Regions from separate parts of the Mus musculus genome. Here region 2 is linked to region 1. The links are chromatin loops, found by intact Hi-C in ENCODE. Cell type or tissue: heart. All regions are shown on one strand. Links, peaks and the distances in the headings refer to the core of each region. The heading gives the core; the rest is flanking DNA. Region 1 overlaps Olfr1396 (olfactory receptor 1396). Region 2 holds the start of Btnl9 (butyrophilin-like 9).

Evidence for each region. Peaks named below come from ENCODE experiments on the same cell type or tissue, not always from the same donor. Only the 100,000 strongest peaks of a DNase experiment are listed, where the experiment ranks them.
Region 2: a loop joins it to region 1, with 5 times the contacts of the local background. A loop is called at or near these places in 7 of 42 quality-filtered maps.

What each region holds. Positions count from the first base shown.
Region 1 is chr11:49,104,856-49,113,192 of GRCm38, reverse strand. Olfr1396 (olfactory receptor 1396) reads left to right here. Exons shown (of 1, transcript NM_146337.1): 1 at 1-416. The coding sequence ends at 416. Among named protein-coding and RNA genes, the nearest start is that of Olfr1396, 4.7 kb to the left of the region's middle. In heart, for the core only: CTCF peaks have their summits at 4,239 (motif pointing right) and 7,210; no DNase peak of the experiment used is centred there.
Region 2 is chr11:49,182,268-49,190,604 of GRCm38, reverse strand. It overlaps Btnl9 (butyrophilin-like 9), which reads left to right and starts at 3,516. Exons shown (of 10, transcript NM_172793.2): 1 at 3,516-3,617; 2 at 7,513-7,639. The coding sequence starts at 7,534. In heart, for the core only: CTCF peaks have their summits at 687 (motif pointing left) and 3,960 (motif pointing right); a DNase peak (open chromatin) is centred at 3,314.

The sequences.
Region 1 (8,337 bases), core at 241-8,240:
TCTTCTGTGAGATGCTCTCCTTGCTAAAGTTGGCCTGTGTGGACACATCCCTATTTGAGAAGATAGTGTTTTTTTGCTGTATCTTCATGCTGCTGTTTCCCTTCTCCATCATTGTAGCCTCTTATACCCGCATCCTAGGAACCGTACTCCATATGCACTCTGCTAAATCCCAGAAAAAGGCTCTGGCCACCTGTTCCTCCCACATGGCAGCTGTCTCTTTCTTCTATGGAGCAGCCATGTTCATCTACCTGAGACCAAGACAATACCGAACCCCAAGCCAGGACAAGATGGTGTCTATCTTCTACACAGTCCTTACTCCTATGCTCAACCCCCTCATTTATAGCTTGAGGAATCGCGATGTGATAGGAGCACTGCAGAAAGGGCTGGACCGATGCAGGGTTGGCAGCCAGCCCTGAGCTCTGGAGTTGGACTCTCTCTTATCATAGCTGTGTTATAGCCAGTAAATAATTTCCCATCTGTGTTTAATCACACAGTTTAATCATAAACAATGAGGTGCTTGACACCTGCTATCTTGGACAGAACTTTATAAACCCTAAACCAGTACTAACTGTATTTCTTGTGATAAATGGATTCCTCCCCCCCCCCCCTCAGTCTTTTGCAGATTTCTTTCTAAGTACGTTATAGAGGAAGGGAAAGCTCTGTTAACTCAAGCGCTGCAGTACCAGGGCATTGAGATGCTATCGTTTATCACTTAAAGCTGGAGTGTTTTCTTTACCAGAAGACTTAACCCTTCTCACTGATGTTCACAGAGTCTCTTAAGTTCCAGGCACCGAGGCCTGTATTACCATTTTTCTCTAATTTACATACTGGTCTTGCACATTATTTGTTTATAATGCTACCACTGTTCTGTTATTTATATTGTACAGCTCACCATTAATGGCAAAAGTGAAAAATCTTCCAGATGGCAGAAAGCAAGATTCTAGAATTCTTTTTAGAGATTTCTCGTCTTTGTACTGCGAAACCTTATTAAGGTTGCTTCAAGGAATAAAAATGGAACATTGTACTACTCAAGAGAAATAGGGTAAACATGGGAGTACTGGATGCACACGGTCCTATAATGATGGATGCACATGGTCCTATAGTAGATGCACACAGTCCTATAGCAAAAATGTGAGTGTCTATCACTTCTGTTTTTAATTGTTCTTGTCATTTTTCCTTTGCTTGAGGCTGAATCTAAACATAATGCTTAAGATAACCCCAATCATCTAGACACTGCAGGTCTCTTGTCTCATACTTTTGACTGTATAGACTAACCTGTTTTCCTCTTGAAGTTGAAGACCTCAGCAAAATTTGAACTTTTATTCAATGTTGTTTACATTCTGACTATAAATCGGACTCACATCCATTGTGCTGAGCCAGGCATCAGTTGTTTGTCCCCATTTGTAATAAAATCATTTTTTCCTGAAATTCCAATGATCTCTTTGAAAGCAGAGAGCAGTCGGGGGGTTGGGGTGGCGGGAGGGAGGGTTTTAAACTAAGTTCTGGAAGTTTTGCCCCAGGAAGGTGCTTGCTCAGTCTTAGGTTCTGCTCACGGAGAACAACAGCATTAATAAATATGATTCTTAAGAAGCGGGGTGGGTGAGATGGAAGAATGTCTGGGGGATGCTGAATTCAATCCGAGAGAGAGAGAGAGACAGAGAGAGAGACACACACACAGAGACACAGAGAGAAAGAGAGACAGAGAGAGAAAGACAGAGAGAGACACAGAGAGAACACAGATGGAGACAGACAGACAGACAGAAATACAGACAGACAGAAAGAGAGAGAGAGAGAGATGGAGAGAAACAGAGAAGGCAGAGAGACAGACAAAAGCATAGTGCTGCCATGGGGACAGGCTAGTAGACAGCCAGCTGAGTTAAATTCTCAAAACAGGCATTTTGTAGTGAACATGCTTATTTCAAAGAACCTTACAGGGGGACTTCCTTCCCTGGGAACCCTAATTGCCAAAAGAAATCTCCAAGGATTTGTGAAAATAGAAGCTGTGTGTCCTTGTAGCTGCCAGAATTTCCACTGTGTGGGCGTGCATAACTTAACTTTGCTGATGATCTCTTGCTGATGCCTGTTAGGTGGAGGCCAAACCAGCAAACTGATTTTAGTGTTTATAGTACTAAACATCTTTCTGGCTCCTCTTCTCTTCTTACCCCAAACATCTGCCTTGTCAAAATTTTAATCTGACCAGATTCTCTTCTTCCAGAAAGTGTTCCTGGTTAAACTCATGCACATTACATCTCCCTCGTATTTTGCAAGCATCAAACCATACATATTATGTACCAACCAGAACCCTTCATCCATAAGCACGAAACATGTAGAATTAATTCATCCCTCTCCCGAGAAAACAAGAATTATCACTAACAAGTTTTGGATACCTGTACGTGAAGGTGAGGATTTGTAGTCCCAGATACTTCTGGGGCAAAAGAGTTGCTTGATTCTACAGATTATTGAGACTCTTTCAGTAAATAAAAACAAAATTTTGAAAGATGTTCTGCTTTAAACTGGGTTTGGTGACAAATGTCTATCAATCTGGAACTCATGAAGTGGAATCAGAATGCTCAAAAACTTAGTATCATCCTCAGTTGCACTGCAAGTTCAAAGCCAACCTAGCATGTATAAGAAAAAGATTGGGCTGAGGACATAGCCCAGTTGATAGCCTGGGTAGAGTAGTACATGCCTATAATCCTAGCACTTGAGAGGTGGAGGCAGGAGGATTAGAAGTTCAGCACAGCTTTGAATACTTGTTTCAATTTAAAAATAAATAGTTTTTAAAAAAAAGCATTAAAAATATTTTTCTAACTTTCACCTAAGTCATAGTGATTTGGGGGTGTTCCTTTTTTCTGATCTTTTAGGGCATATACTATGTTTCCACTGCATTGCCTGGATGTACTGGTTGGTCTTGTGTGTCAAATTGCCACAAGCTGGAGTTATCACAGAGAAAAGAGCCTCCCTTGAGGAAATGCCTTCATGAGATCCAGCTGTAAGGCATTTTTCTCAATTATTGATCTAGGGTGGCCTCCCATTGTGGGTGATGCCATCCCTGGGTTGGCAGTCTTGGGTTCTGTAAGAAATCAAGCTAAGTAAGCCAGTAGATAGCATCCTTCCATGGCCTCTGCATCAGCTCCTGCTTCCTGACCTGCTTCCAGTCCTGACCTCCTTTGGTGATCAACAGCAATGTGGAAGTGTAAGCTGAATAAACCCTTTCCTCCCCAACTTGTTTCTTGGTCATGGTGTTTGTGCAGGAATAGAAACCCTAACTAAGACACTGAACAAAAGCCAGTTTGCTGTTATTATGTTTGCAGCACCCAGCACCTGGATATGCTACACAAAGGTCTACCATGAGTCTTAAACCCAGGATCTGGAAAAGCTGTACAAAGATTTACCATGAGCTGATAACTTAATTCCAAATCAGGTTTTCAATTGGCAGATATCTATTGATCAGCTACTATCCCCCAGACATTTGGGGAATTTGGGGTCACAAGAAACTTCCTTTTGTCCAGGCACACAACTCAATTAACTGGACAAAGTGTCTTATAAATTAAAAGCTATTGAAATAAAACAGACTCAGAAAGGGGAACATCATGGGTTTGTTTCTGTCTGCAAAAATGAAGGTTTTTTAAAAACAGGGTTGAGGAGGTTACTTGGAAAGAAAATGGAGACCAACAGGAAGAGGGAACAGGAGAGATGCACTCCCTGCTCTCTTGAAATGTCTAGCTTAGCCTTAATAGATCACAACACACACACACACACACACACACACAGAGAGAGAGAGAGAGAGAGAGAGAGAGAGAGAGAGAGAGAGAGATTGCACTACAGGTGCTAGGCAATCAACATGCCTGGTCATGAGGGAGATTCTGAGTCTAGGTTATTTATTATAGAAAAATATATTATCGTCTTGTTATGTGTTTGGGTGTTTTGCCTGCATGTAGGCCTATTCTTAAGAAAGGTGTTGGCTACAATCTGTCCTGCCTGCAAGACGTGCTGATGCAGTGATGGTGGTGAGAGTGGCCAACCATGACTGGTCCATGCCTCAAGAGGGAGCCTATGTCTGACACTGCCTGGATGGCCAGGAGCTAGAGGCAGGACAGTCCAGAGGCCCAGGATAGAACCAAACATGACTGGAGTGTGGGAGGGAGGTCAATGAAAAGATTTCTAATCATATTCTGCTATACTCATAGATTGGTACCTAGCCCAACAGTCATCAGAGAGGCATCAAGCACTTATGGCAGTAGCTGCAAAGCCCACAGCCAAACACTAGGTGGAGCCAGGACACCATTCAGTGTAAAAGTATTTTTTTTTTTTTTAGGTATTTTCCTCATTTACATTTTCAATGCTATCCCAAAAGTCCCCCATACCCACCTCCCCAATCCCCTACCCACCCACTCCCCCTTTTTGGCCCTGGGGTTCCCCTGTACTGGGGCATAGAAAGTTTGCAAGTCCAATGGGCCTCTCTTTGCAGTGATGGCCGACTAGGCCATCTTTTGATACATATGCAGCTAGAGACAAGAGCTCTGGGGGTACTGGTTAGTTCATAATGTTGTTCCACCTATAGGGTTGCAGTTCCCTTTAGCTCCTTGGGTAATTTCTCTAGCTCCTCCATTGGGGGCCGTGTGATCCATCCAATAGCTGACTGTGATCATCATCCACTTCTGTGTTTGCTAGGCCCCGGCGTGTTTCGCCATCTCTGAGGCTTATTGCCTCCATCTGCAAAACCTGAGCCTGGTCCTGGAAAGCTTCTAGCTTCCATACAATCTTACCTAGGCCTAGAATGTTTTTCAGCCTCTGAAACTTGCTGCTGAATAAGCTCACCCTTTCTTGTTCTTTCTGATCTCTGGCTGGCTGATTTCAACTCAGCTGTTCTGACTCAAACTTCAGTCCTTGCTGACTAATTCAGTGTGCTTCTTCCCTACTTCCTCCCCCCCCCCCCCCCCATACTCTCTGACTCTCCTAAATCGTTCTGCTTGACTTATAACTAATTCTAGCAATCTGTTCTAATCTTCTGGCTCCTCATTCTTGTCGGGGTCATGGGGCACGCAAATAACGAAGAAAGGACCGCCAAAGTCAGAAATAAACCAAAGGCAACTTTATTCACATCTGGGAAACACTTCTAACTGGACAGGGTCACAGTGAGGCTTGGGAGCTCACAAAAACAACCTTGAAGGGCAGGGGCAGTCTCCTTTGGAAGCATAAGCCCATAGGCAGATAGATGTTCAGGGGATAATAAAGAAGGAATTTATAAATTAGGGGTCAGTTCTCAGGCCCAGGGTGTAGCGGGTAGCAGGATGTTTGTACAGGCTCAGGGCTATTCTAAGACAACAGTCTTATCTCAACGTTTATGGGGCTAAGGCAGGCCAGGTGGTTTTACTGCAGCTGAAAAGAATGCAGTGCTTGGGGACATGCACTGAGATGGGGGCAGCAGACCAATGTCTGGAATTACTCTGGGCTCTTCAGTTCTGTCTTTACCTGGGTCTAGCTTGTTCTCTCTTCAACCTGTCTCTATAAAACTCTCCTGGTAAAACTCTCTCTCTCTCTCTCTCTCTCCCCCCCCCTCTCTCTCTCCTCATGAGAGCTGGGCATATATTATTCTGTCAAATCTTTCTCTGATTCATCACTTTTTCTGCCACTCAGTAAGACATGACTTTCAAACATGGCTGCTTCCTTCTACAAACTTTGGGATTAAAGGTGTGTCTGTATTCCAGCTAGAGGGATTAAAGGTGTGTGCTAAGATTCACAGTGTGATCAAATATCCTGCAACACTGTAGAAGACAGGTAGGGAGGATTGTAGATGCCAGAGAGGTCAAGAACACTATGAGAACTCAGCCTACTAATCAACTAAGCAAGGCTCTAAAGGACTCGCAGAAATAAAAGTGACAAACACGGACCCTGTATGGGTCTGAGCTAGGTCCTCTGCATATAGCTTGTGGTCGTGTAGCTTGGTGTTCTTGTGGGACTTCCAACAGTGAGTGAGAGTCTCTGACTTTCTCCTGCAGTTGGGACCTATTTCCTCCTACTGGGTTGCCATGTGCAGCCATGATATCAGGGTTTGTGCCCAGTCTTATTGCATCTTGTTGGGCCACATTTGATGGATATCCCTGGGGAGGTCGGGGGGGGGGGCTGGTTTTGTTGTTGTTATTCTGTTGGTTTGTTTTTTAAAGGGAAAAAGAGGAGTTGATCTTGGGGAAAGGGGAGGTGGGGGAGGTACTGGGATAAGCAGAGGGAGGGGAAACTGTGGAGGAAAGGTAATGTAAGAGAGAAGAATAAAAGGCTTCCATGTGGATGCTGGCAACTAAACCCAAGTTTTCCAGAAGAGCAACCAGTGCCCTTACCTGCTGAGCCATCTCTCCCCTCCCCCCATTAAGTGTGTGTAAACTAGACCAAGTATATCAACTCCTATGGTTCCTGATTCTTCAGTTTTCCTGTACTCTGATGCATTTTTTCCCTCTCCATTATTTGTTCATAATTTTCTAAGTTTGCAATCAGGGACACTAACATTAGTTATAAAAGTATTATGCCACTTATTTTATTTTCCTTAGCATATATACATTGTAAAAAGTGGGGTTTGTTGTGACCATTTCACACTGTCAAAAACTGTATATTTGTTGTGCTTTACTAAAACTAAGCAGGCAATTCCATGAGAGCAGATGTTTAACCTATCACATTCACACTTGTCCCATATTCCTGTCCTACCATAAGCCTGGAGGAATCTCTGCTCTTGGGAAGTAGAGGTCACAGGGTAAAACATTAGTCTTCCCAGACAGGATTGGTCAGTGAAAAGGTAGGCTTACACGTGTGGAACATGTCAAAAAATTAAAACTTTGACCATAAAGTTTATTGTGAAGTCTGGGACACTTTTGGGGTGAACACAATGGAGCAAGACTAGAGAAGGATGGCGGGCACAAAGGATGTGCACTCTGGTCCTGTACGCTATACCCTATGAGGGATGGCAGCCACAATGGGTGTAGACCTATGAAGCAAACCTCCTGACCAGATAGAAATAGGCCACAGGGTATGGGATGAATCCCAGACATTCATGAGTATGGATGCTGTGTTCCCTATTCCCTCTCTCTGGGTCAGTGAAGACCAAGGAGGGAGCTTGGGTCAGACGGAGCAGTTCTTCCCTGGCCCTCTCACCTAGTAAGAGCAAGTAGGGGAAGAGGAAAATGGTTATTTTAATGCTAGAACTCCCTCTAAAGGTAGGTTTTCTTCAGGACACCCAACCAAAGATAACTGAGAGTCATTTCCCAGTTATTCCATCCTAACTTCACAGTTTCTATGCCAAGCTGATGGTTCATTTTTCAGTTTCTATTTGTGAATTGGCACATCCTTTTCCTCCTATTGTCTGTCCTACTGTTGTTGGAGTGTTGGAGGAAAGGAGAAAGTGAGTCATTTCCCATTCTTTCTTTTCTTATTTATTTATTTATTTATTTATTTATTTATATGAGTACACTGTCATTGTCTTCAGACACACTAGAAGAGGGCATCAGATCCCATTACAGATGGTTGTGAGCCACCATGTGGTTGCCGAGAATTGAACTCAGGACCTCTGGAAGAGCAGTCAGTGTTCTTAACCACTGAGTCACCTCTCCAGCCCTTCTTAATGTCTTATTAATGTTTCCTTACCTTCTTTCTCTCTGTCTGTGAGACCATCCGTGGGTCCCTGAGTTGAAGTATTGTGTGCAGTAGGAAGGCAGTGAAAGTGGGGATCAAGAAAAGTGCTGTGCTGGGCGGTGGTTTTAATCCCAGCACTTGGGAGGCAGAGGCAGGTGGATTTCTGAGTTCGAGGCCAGCCTGGTCTACAGAGTGAGTTCCAGGACAGCCAGGGCTACACAGAGAAACCCTGTCTCAAAACAAACAAACAAACAAACAAACAAACAAAGTGCTGATATGGGACACAGAATATGTTGTCTCCAAAGAACAGTGTGGGGACGAAGCGGCTTCTTAATGCTCTCATCCAAAGGAAGCAAAACAAAACCACCGCCTAAACACCCAGCACACAGAGTTGAAACATGTGAGCCGAAACAAAAATTTTCACAAGGTTTTTCTGGATAATATAAATATTATTCAGCCAAAGAATATCTGCTGAGAACATAACAGTCACTTCGTTAAGAGCCTGGGATCAATATGGTATTCAAAAGCAGCATCAGGAAACATAAGTTCTAGTGAGGACCAGAAGTTAGCAAAATTTTGTAGACAGAGCATACCATACACTGGTACTGCTTGCCAGGCCACACAAGGCAGAAAAGAGCTTCAGAGTGGAAGAAAAAGTCACCTTTAAATAGGGTGTGAGGGGAGTGTTCAGTGAGGACTGGAGATGGCGTGAACATG
Region 2 (8,337 bases), core at 123-8,122, 78 kb before region 1:
CTTCCTGCTCACCACCTACTGGAATGATGAGGTGATGGTATAGAAATTTATGCGTACCATAATTCTCTGCCATGATCTGCAACTCCTTACTTATAAGAACTTATAGGCTTGACAATGATAAGAAGGGCATATCTTAAACAGCTTACTGGTAAAGAGCCTGCAGCAACAGTTCTCAGTCTGTCTTGCAGGTGGATGGATCTTCAAAAGGACAAGGAGTTTGTGTTTTATATACAAATTCCACACACTCCTCACAAAGAAGACTATACCCACCGCTGGTTGTACACTCAACAGTCTGAACTCGCTGTAATCAATCAGTGTTGATTAGTTGTTTCTCAGCCACTAAATATTTTAACTGGCTCTGTGTATTGTGCTCAAACGGTTTCTCTTTTAGAAACTGCAAGCCTTAACCCAACCCTATTACTAATGTTACTCCCTTCAAAGAGACAACCAGTCTCAACATTTTCATAACTCATATTCATGCTCAATCTAATCTGCCAGGCCCATTAATATTTGATAATGCTCGAACCTATGCACTGACCTATTCCCTACCTCTAATACTTTATTTTTAGGCTGCTCAAAAATCTCTGGTACTTCATCAAATACAGGTATAATCTTTTTACCTAGGGAGCAGGCTCGACAGACCATCACGTTCTTCTTTCACACTGCCGCCATCTGCTGGCATAATTAATGCTCGAGAGTTGAAACCTAACACCATTAGGCAAACAGACATTACTCATATCTTAGAATTTGGACGTTTAAAATATGTCCGTGTAACAGTTGATACTTTTTCTAATATGATGTGTTGCTTCTGCTTACAAGGGTGAAGCAACCTCAGATACCATTATCATTTATTATATATGTTTCCTTTCCAGGACTCCCATTACAACTAAAATCTGATAACGGTCCTATTTATAAAGGCAAATGGCTTAAGAAATTTTGTTACTTATGGAATATTAATGGAGGATATTGTGGATGGACTAATCTAGTTGATCAGCCCGGTGTAATAGTGTGGATTTTAGCATAATTAATCACTCTTTAGAAAGCTTTGTTAGTGGAAATTATAGTTGTATAAAGATAAAAAATACTGTCTGTCATACTGCTTACCAAAGTTGATATTGTTGCAAAATAGCACTATCTGTTGCCAGTGATTTATAAAACAAACTCTGGCTTCATTTGGTGTCTGACAGCTAACAAGAGTAATCTTTTTGCATCAGAAGATACCCATCTATTCCTGGAATATATATAATATATATATAATAATAATTATATATATATATATATATATAGCATAGGAGTTACTCATATGCATTAGAATCCATCTGCACCAGGATCCCCTGATATTCCTGTCAATGCTGTTTTTTAATCACATTGAATATGCTTTACATGTTATCTTAAATTATATATAACTTATATCTCTCCTGATTGTAATCCCACCTCTAACCATACCCTTCCCTCTGGCAAACAACTGCCTTTGGGATGGATCTGTGTGAATGGTGTTATGTGGGATAGGCCATATTACATCCATTTTTCCAGGAAAGCTTTACAATTGATCAGCAGAATTAAGAGACTTCCCTCCAAGTTGCATCTATGGGACCCTGTAATAGTTGCATCCACAGCAGCTTTCTTATTACCAATCACAGGAATGATTCCTGGAATACAGAGAGTGGCCTGTATAATTACTATAGTATATAATTAGTAGTAAAACTACTAATATTATAGCAAAAATATTATCAGAAATTAACCCAGAGATGGTTGAATTTAGAGTCACAGTTTTACAAAATAAAGCTACTATAGATAATTTGTTGCTGGAGCATTATTTTGGTTGTCAACAATTTCCTGACATGTTTCTTTATTGTGTTAGATTTCTCTCACATTACAGAAGGTCAAATTCATGATTTGCATAAAGAGATAAAATCTCTCAAGTGACCTCTGAATACCCATCATGTTAAGATGGCTTTGCCCTTTCCTTGATTCTCTGTTAGCTATTATTATAATTATTTTATCCTTGCCTGTGTTAGTTAGTTATACCAGCCATGAAGGTAATGCATTCAACCTTGGACTCTATTACAACCATAATTTTTCTTTAAAAAGTAAAAACGAGGGAGATATAGGCGGCCCAGAGGTCCTTGTGCTCACAGATAAGCACCTGGGGAGTCTGGAGTGCTAAACACAGGATTGATCCTTCGAAAGAAGGAAGTCATAACCCGTTAGCTGCCCAGAAGGCTGGCAGCAGACACGGTCAATAGCCTAATGACCTTTGTACTGTCTGTGAGTCTGAGACCCCACAGGACCCTCCCCCAGACCCTTATCATAAGCTTGTTTTTCTCAATCCATAGAGCCTATTTTCTTTTTGGAAGGCATCATATGCACTTTACACAGATTTCCATTGCAGGCACATTTATTTATGTGTAGGGCATTCATATGCCTAAAATAAACCACTTGGGGGTAAAACGCCCAAAGTTTGAACCAATATCGGCTGCTTAATTGTGTTGAACCAAACTACCTTCTCGGCTCCTATGGACCATACTCTGCAGGCTATGGCGGTCTCAGAGACCCCCTGCACGAAGACTGGGAAGAAAGAAGTGTGCACATGGGAAGAGGTCAAGTCCACCCATCAGAGGCAGGAATTTTGAGTAGGATCTTGGAAAGAGTGCCGATTGGTAGGAAAGAGACCTATAGAATGCCATGCGCATGGGCGGAGCGTGTGACACAGCTTTGCCTTCCGGCTCCGTGGAGAGATTAGGAGGATCTCCACATGGAGAATGCAGAGAGAGGACTGTGGGAAAGCAAGAGCAAGGGGTGAAGGTTAAGTGACTGGAGAGTCTTGAAGAGGAAGGACACACTTTATAGAACAAACTCAAGAGAAGGGTAGATTCGCCACCTCTAGCAGCCTCTCTTCTGTTCGCATTCAGCTTCATGTAGAGTGCAGCTTCACTGCAGAAATGCTTATACCCCACTGTTTCCGCGCTGTATATGAACGCTGTTCTAAGTCTGCTTGTGACAGTGTTCCCAGGAGGTTTCCGCCGGGTGTTTCCCTGCAGAGAGGGATATGATGGGTTAAGTCAGAGCTGGGCACAAGCACTTCCCAACTTCTAATGGAGACTGCAGTCTGTCTCAGTGTTACTGGGAAGCTAGAGGGGCTGGCCTTGGACCACCATCCAGCCTCCCTGGATATCCAGCTTGATCTATCCAGAAATCCTGGATGGCCAGCTTGGGCATTCTTTTTCTCTTCTTAGCCACCTGCAGATGCAGCCTGTTCTAACGAAGTTCCCAGGCACCTTTGGCCTCTTTTTAAGACACTGGAGGGTCATTTTCTATGGGAACTTAGCTTGAGATTTTTTTCCACGAGGACGGGATATGACGGAGACTTCCTCGTTTTGTTCTATCTATCTTGGTTTTTATAACAAAGGGCAGAACCAATAGTTTATGTCCTAAGGTGAAAGGTGGGCGAGTAATTTTGTCACCAGTGAGCTGCATCCTCTTCCTGAACCCAGCTGCCAGCCCACATCCAAAGCAGCTTAGCATCAGGGACTAACATTTCACAATCACCCCCTTTAGAGGGAGGTGAGATTGCCAGCATCCCTCTACCGCTTGGATCTTCTTCTGTTACCTGAAAGGTACGTGGCTCCTTTGCAACACTTGTATGAACCTTCTAGAAACAGAAAGCAGAAAAAGATAGAAAGCACCCTAGGGGAAGCACAGCATAGGTGGAATCACATATGCTCTCATCACCCAGTTCTGGTGGTTTGGTTGCTGGGGTGCGTGGGATGTTTTGGTTGTCTTAGGGGAGATGCCCATTCAGGCTGGCTCCTCTGAGGAGGCAAAGTTCCGATGCATCCTTTTCCCCTGCAGATGAAAAGGGTTCATTCTTTTGGTCCTCCCTTCTTAAAGTGACTCAGCTCTTTATGAGGATGGAAATCCTCTTATAGACCAAGTAAAATCACACTGATGCAAGCTAGTGGGCAGTAGAGGGCACTGGAGTGGGAAAGGATTAGGAAGTGCGCAGGTCTCATTTGCCCTTTGGAACTTATGGGGATAAACTGCAAGATGAAATGTACCGATTGTGGTTTGCAAAACAACAGTGCAGAACAGCAGACGTGAGAGGTGGGCTTCAGTACTACAGTGTGCACGAGCTCTGTGTCCTTCATAGCTTCAGAAAGTAGCATCCCAAGGGATCACCGGGACAACTTAGCTAGGTCTGAGGCCTCTTCACCGAGGTCTCCATCTTCCACCACCACCACACCCCAATTCAGCGTGTCTAGCTTTCTCCTTTCTCCAGCCAAACTTCTCCACCTGGATCAGACTCTGGAGCCCGTGGCAACCTTGGCACACGTGGTGAAAACTAGAAAGTGTTTCTCCTTGGGGGAAGCTGTGGGAAGGATCAAAGCCTTTAACTGAAGGGAAGGTGGAGAGGAGCCTTGAGGTGGGGAGTAGTGTGGTGAATGGCACACAAAGTCACTTTAGGAAACTCTCTTCTTGTCCCTTCAGGAAATTTCCAGGCTTCCAATTACAGGCTATCCAGCAGATACCCCTGAATATTGAACAGATACTGAAGTCCCATGACTCCTGTCTAAAAGGCTGATGACAAAGTCTTGGGGACACTTTGGTTTAAGCTTTCATTCTTTTTCTTTGGCAGTAAAATTTAAATTCATCATTTGTGACCTAGTTTCTTCTTTAGTGCGGGTGGGTATGGCACTGCTTGAGGCTGGGTGCCTCATAACAGCATGATGGTTTGTAGTTATTGATGCAAATGAAATCAGAAGCCAGACCTGACACAGCACAGCTGGGGAGAGGCTGGGAGAGAAAAACAGATGCTGTAAACAACAGCTGAGGAAGAAATCTCCCTCTGCCACCTCTAGCTGTGTGTGAAGGTGTCCCACATGCCTCAGCTTACCTACCTATAATTTGGGCTTTTTGGTAAAAGTAGTAGTAATACTGACGGAATATGTGAGTGTTCAATAAGTAAGTATTTAATTTATGTTTATTGCTTGTGGGAATTTACATGGTGTGTGTGTGTGTGTGTGTGTGTGTGTGTGTGTGTGTGTGTGTGTACTCTTTTCTAGTCACTTCAGGAAGTTTCCAGACTACTGGCTTTCGATTAAAGGCTATCCAATAGCTATCCCTGAGTAGTGAACAGACACTGAGTACCTGTGACTCCTGTCTGTGAAGAGGCTGGTGACAAAGTTATTACTACCTTCATCAATAAGCCTATATTACAAGTTGGGAAATTGAATCATGTGGGACACTTTCACACACAGTTAGAGGTGATAGAGTGGAGCTTCTACCTCAGTGTGTGTGTGTGTGTGTGTGTGTGTGTGTGTGTGTGTGTGTGTGTGCGTGTGTTCACGTATACACCTTATATTTTAACCTTTTTCCCCCCATAGCTTCAGTGATGGCAATCACGTGTTTATCACAACAGAGAAATGACTACAGATAGCAATTCTGGAACATGCTACCCCATTTACTTGCCCCTTGGGGAAGAACAAACTGTCCTTAGCTAACAAGAGCTACCACTTCACGTACTTGCCCCTTTGGAAGGAACACACTTTCCCTCTAGGCTGACAAGAGCTACCACTTAACACAGTTGACTAAGTCCTCACATTGTAGCTCATCCAAACAGACCACTGCATATGCCCCAGTGCTTGCTTTGCAAGGTGCTATCTGGGTGGTGATGTTCCTAGTGTGGCTTTGCTCTCTTGGGACTCTAAGCTGTGTCTGGCCCATAAGAACAAGGCATGAAAGGGAAGGGAAGACAAGGTGAGTGACAAACACAAAGTCAGTGTGGCTTCGGATGCCTTGCTGCCACTTTGCAGAGCTGTCACTGACATGCACGTGCCCACTTCTGTCATCAGCCACAGTGGACAAGGCACATTACTGTCCCTTTGGAGCTTTCATCTTTGCCCAGGACTTCTGGTCTTGTTAGTTATCGCACAAATAATAATCTCAGTATATTCAGACCATCAAAACAGATAGGTTGGCTCCAGAGGGGAATGAGCCTTCCTCCCTCTAAAGAGTCCATCTGAAACACAATTGGTGTGGCCCTTACTTGCTCCTCTGCCTTATCTCTGCAACCTCTGAGTCTGAGCTCCAAAGCCCCAAATGTGGTACATTCATTTCTTAGACCATTGCTTCCTGCACCCCATCTTGTGTTCCTACCAGTCTGGGTCCTTCTAGCCCATAAGTCACCCTGAGGAGTCCTTATCAACCTTCCTACATCTCCTCTGACTGCTTTCCTACTGCGCAATCCTACATCTTTGTCCATAGTTTTGCAGATCATATGGCTAGGGCTCAGCAGAAGCAAAGGCTATCTGGGGGTCACCAAACAATGGCGAGTGTGGTAGCAAAAGACAGAGTAGAATGTGAGTTGGATTAGAGAGTAAAAATCCACTGGATATGCCCTCCCCCCGAGGAACAGTCGTGATGGGATGAACCCTTTCTGGAAGAAAGCTGCAAAATGATGTTTCGAAAGTGGAGAGAGGAGAAGGTGATGACTTTTATTTATAGAGTGTTTCTTTATTTCTGTGTTTGAGACAGACTCTGGCTAGCTAGCCCAGGGCTCTCTTTACACTCATGATCACTTTGCTTCAGTCTTCTGCATGCTGGGATTTTAAGTGTGTGCCATCACATGCAATTTAAACAGCATCTTGTCAACTCATAGGAGGCTTAGACTTTTTCCTTCCTTTGCTCAAGCACAAAGATTGAGGTTCACCCAGCTACAAAGTCTGCTGCCTGAAGTCCTACGCCTAAATAAAGAAGCGATGTGGAGAGACTCTGTATCCCAAGATGCACTCATCACATTAGACTCATTGGTTGCTAGACTTAGATGCTAACACAGAGCGCAACAGGGACTTAAGAGATAGAGGAGTCTGAATTTTCTGGACCAGAGGATAGAGAAGGGATTGCCAGATGGTATCCCTCCATCAGCTGGGCCTAAAGATGCAAAAAACATGAGAACAGGGACTAGTTAGCCCCCAATAAGATCAGAATAGATGAAATTGACCAGAATGTCCCAAAGGTTGGCAGGTAGCCACCATATATACTCTGCTTTGGAAAAAAATAGCTCTGTCTTCCTGTTTTATGAACCTGATGTTCCAGGGCAAAGAATGTGTACACCAGTGGTCTGCAGTGGGGAGGAAGGGAGATAAAGCTGCATTTGATATTCTTCCTAGATTTCCCATTCTCTGGGGAGTGTCACTAACCCAGAGGAGGGTGACACTGAGCCTCCACACAATGTATGGCTCCATTCCTGAGTCCAAACAATACGTTGCTTCCTCTGGGACCCTTCAACCCTGTCTGCTCACAGCACCATGAGTTCCAATGGTAACAGCATCACCTGATAAAATTAGAATCAGTTCTTATATCCTGTCATAGTTAAAAAGAAGCTATGAGCTTGATATGGAACTCCAGAATTAGCTAATAATAATAACAATAAATAAAAGAATGAATATAATCTCAGACCCTCTGGGTGAAGGGTCACCGTCCATATTACCCTGCATGTTCATTATTTTCTAGGTGGGCCCTCACCGCTGACAGATGGCAGATTTCTCAGTATTTCTGGGGTTTCTGAAGCAAATACCTCGGTGCCTCAGCATCTTCTTCACCTACCTTCTCTTCCTTCAGTTGTGGGAGGTGAACTCAGGTAGTGTATTTGATCTGCAGCCATAGTCAGCTCATCCAGGTAGAATATGAGCACCCAAACTCTGCCCCTATTTCTGCTGGGTGCCCTCTAGGAGTGGGCTCTCATGATACAGCACCAGACCATACTAATTACTAAAATGCCAAAAGATTCCCACTCAGGGTTTTGGAATTTGTTATTGTTGTTCGGTTGATTGGTTTATTTTTCTTTTGCTTTTGTAACTTTTGTTGTTTTGTTTTGAAACAGGTTCTTGCTATGCAGCCTAGGGTGGCCTGGAACTCTCAATCCTCTTACCTCAGCCCCTTCAGTACTAGGACATACACTAACCATTACCATTATATACCAACCAGTACAGCTATATAGCAACCAGTACAGCTATATAGCAACCAGTACAGCTATATAGCAACTAGTACAGTTATATACCAACTAGTACAGTTAAATACCAACCAATACAGTTATATACCAACCAGTATAGTTATATACCAACCAGTATAGTCATATACCAACCAGTACAGTTATATACCAACCAGTGTAGTTATATACCAACCAGTATAGTCATATACCAACCAATACAGTCATATTAACCAGTACAATTATATACCAACCAGTACAGTTATATAGCACTATTTACTGCTTCAATCCCAGTTGTTAAAGCCACACTGCTTGATGCTCTTTCATCAGTTTGCCAGCCCCTGTTTCCC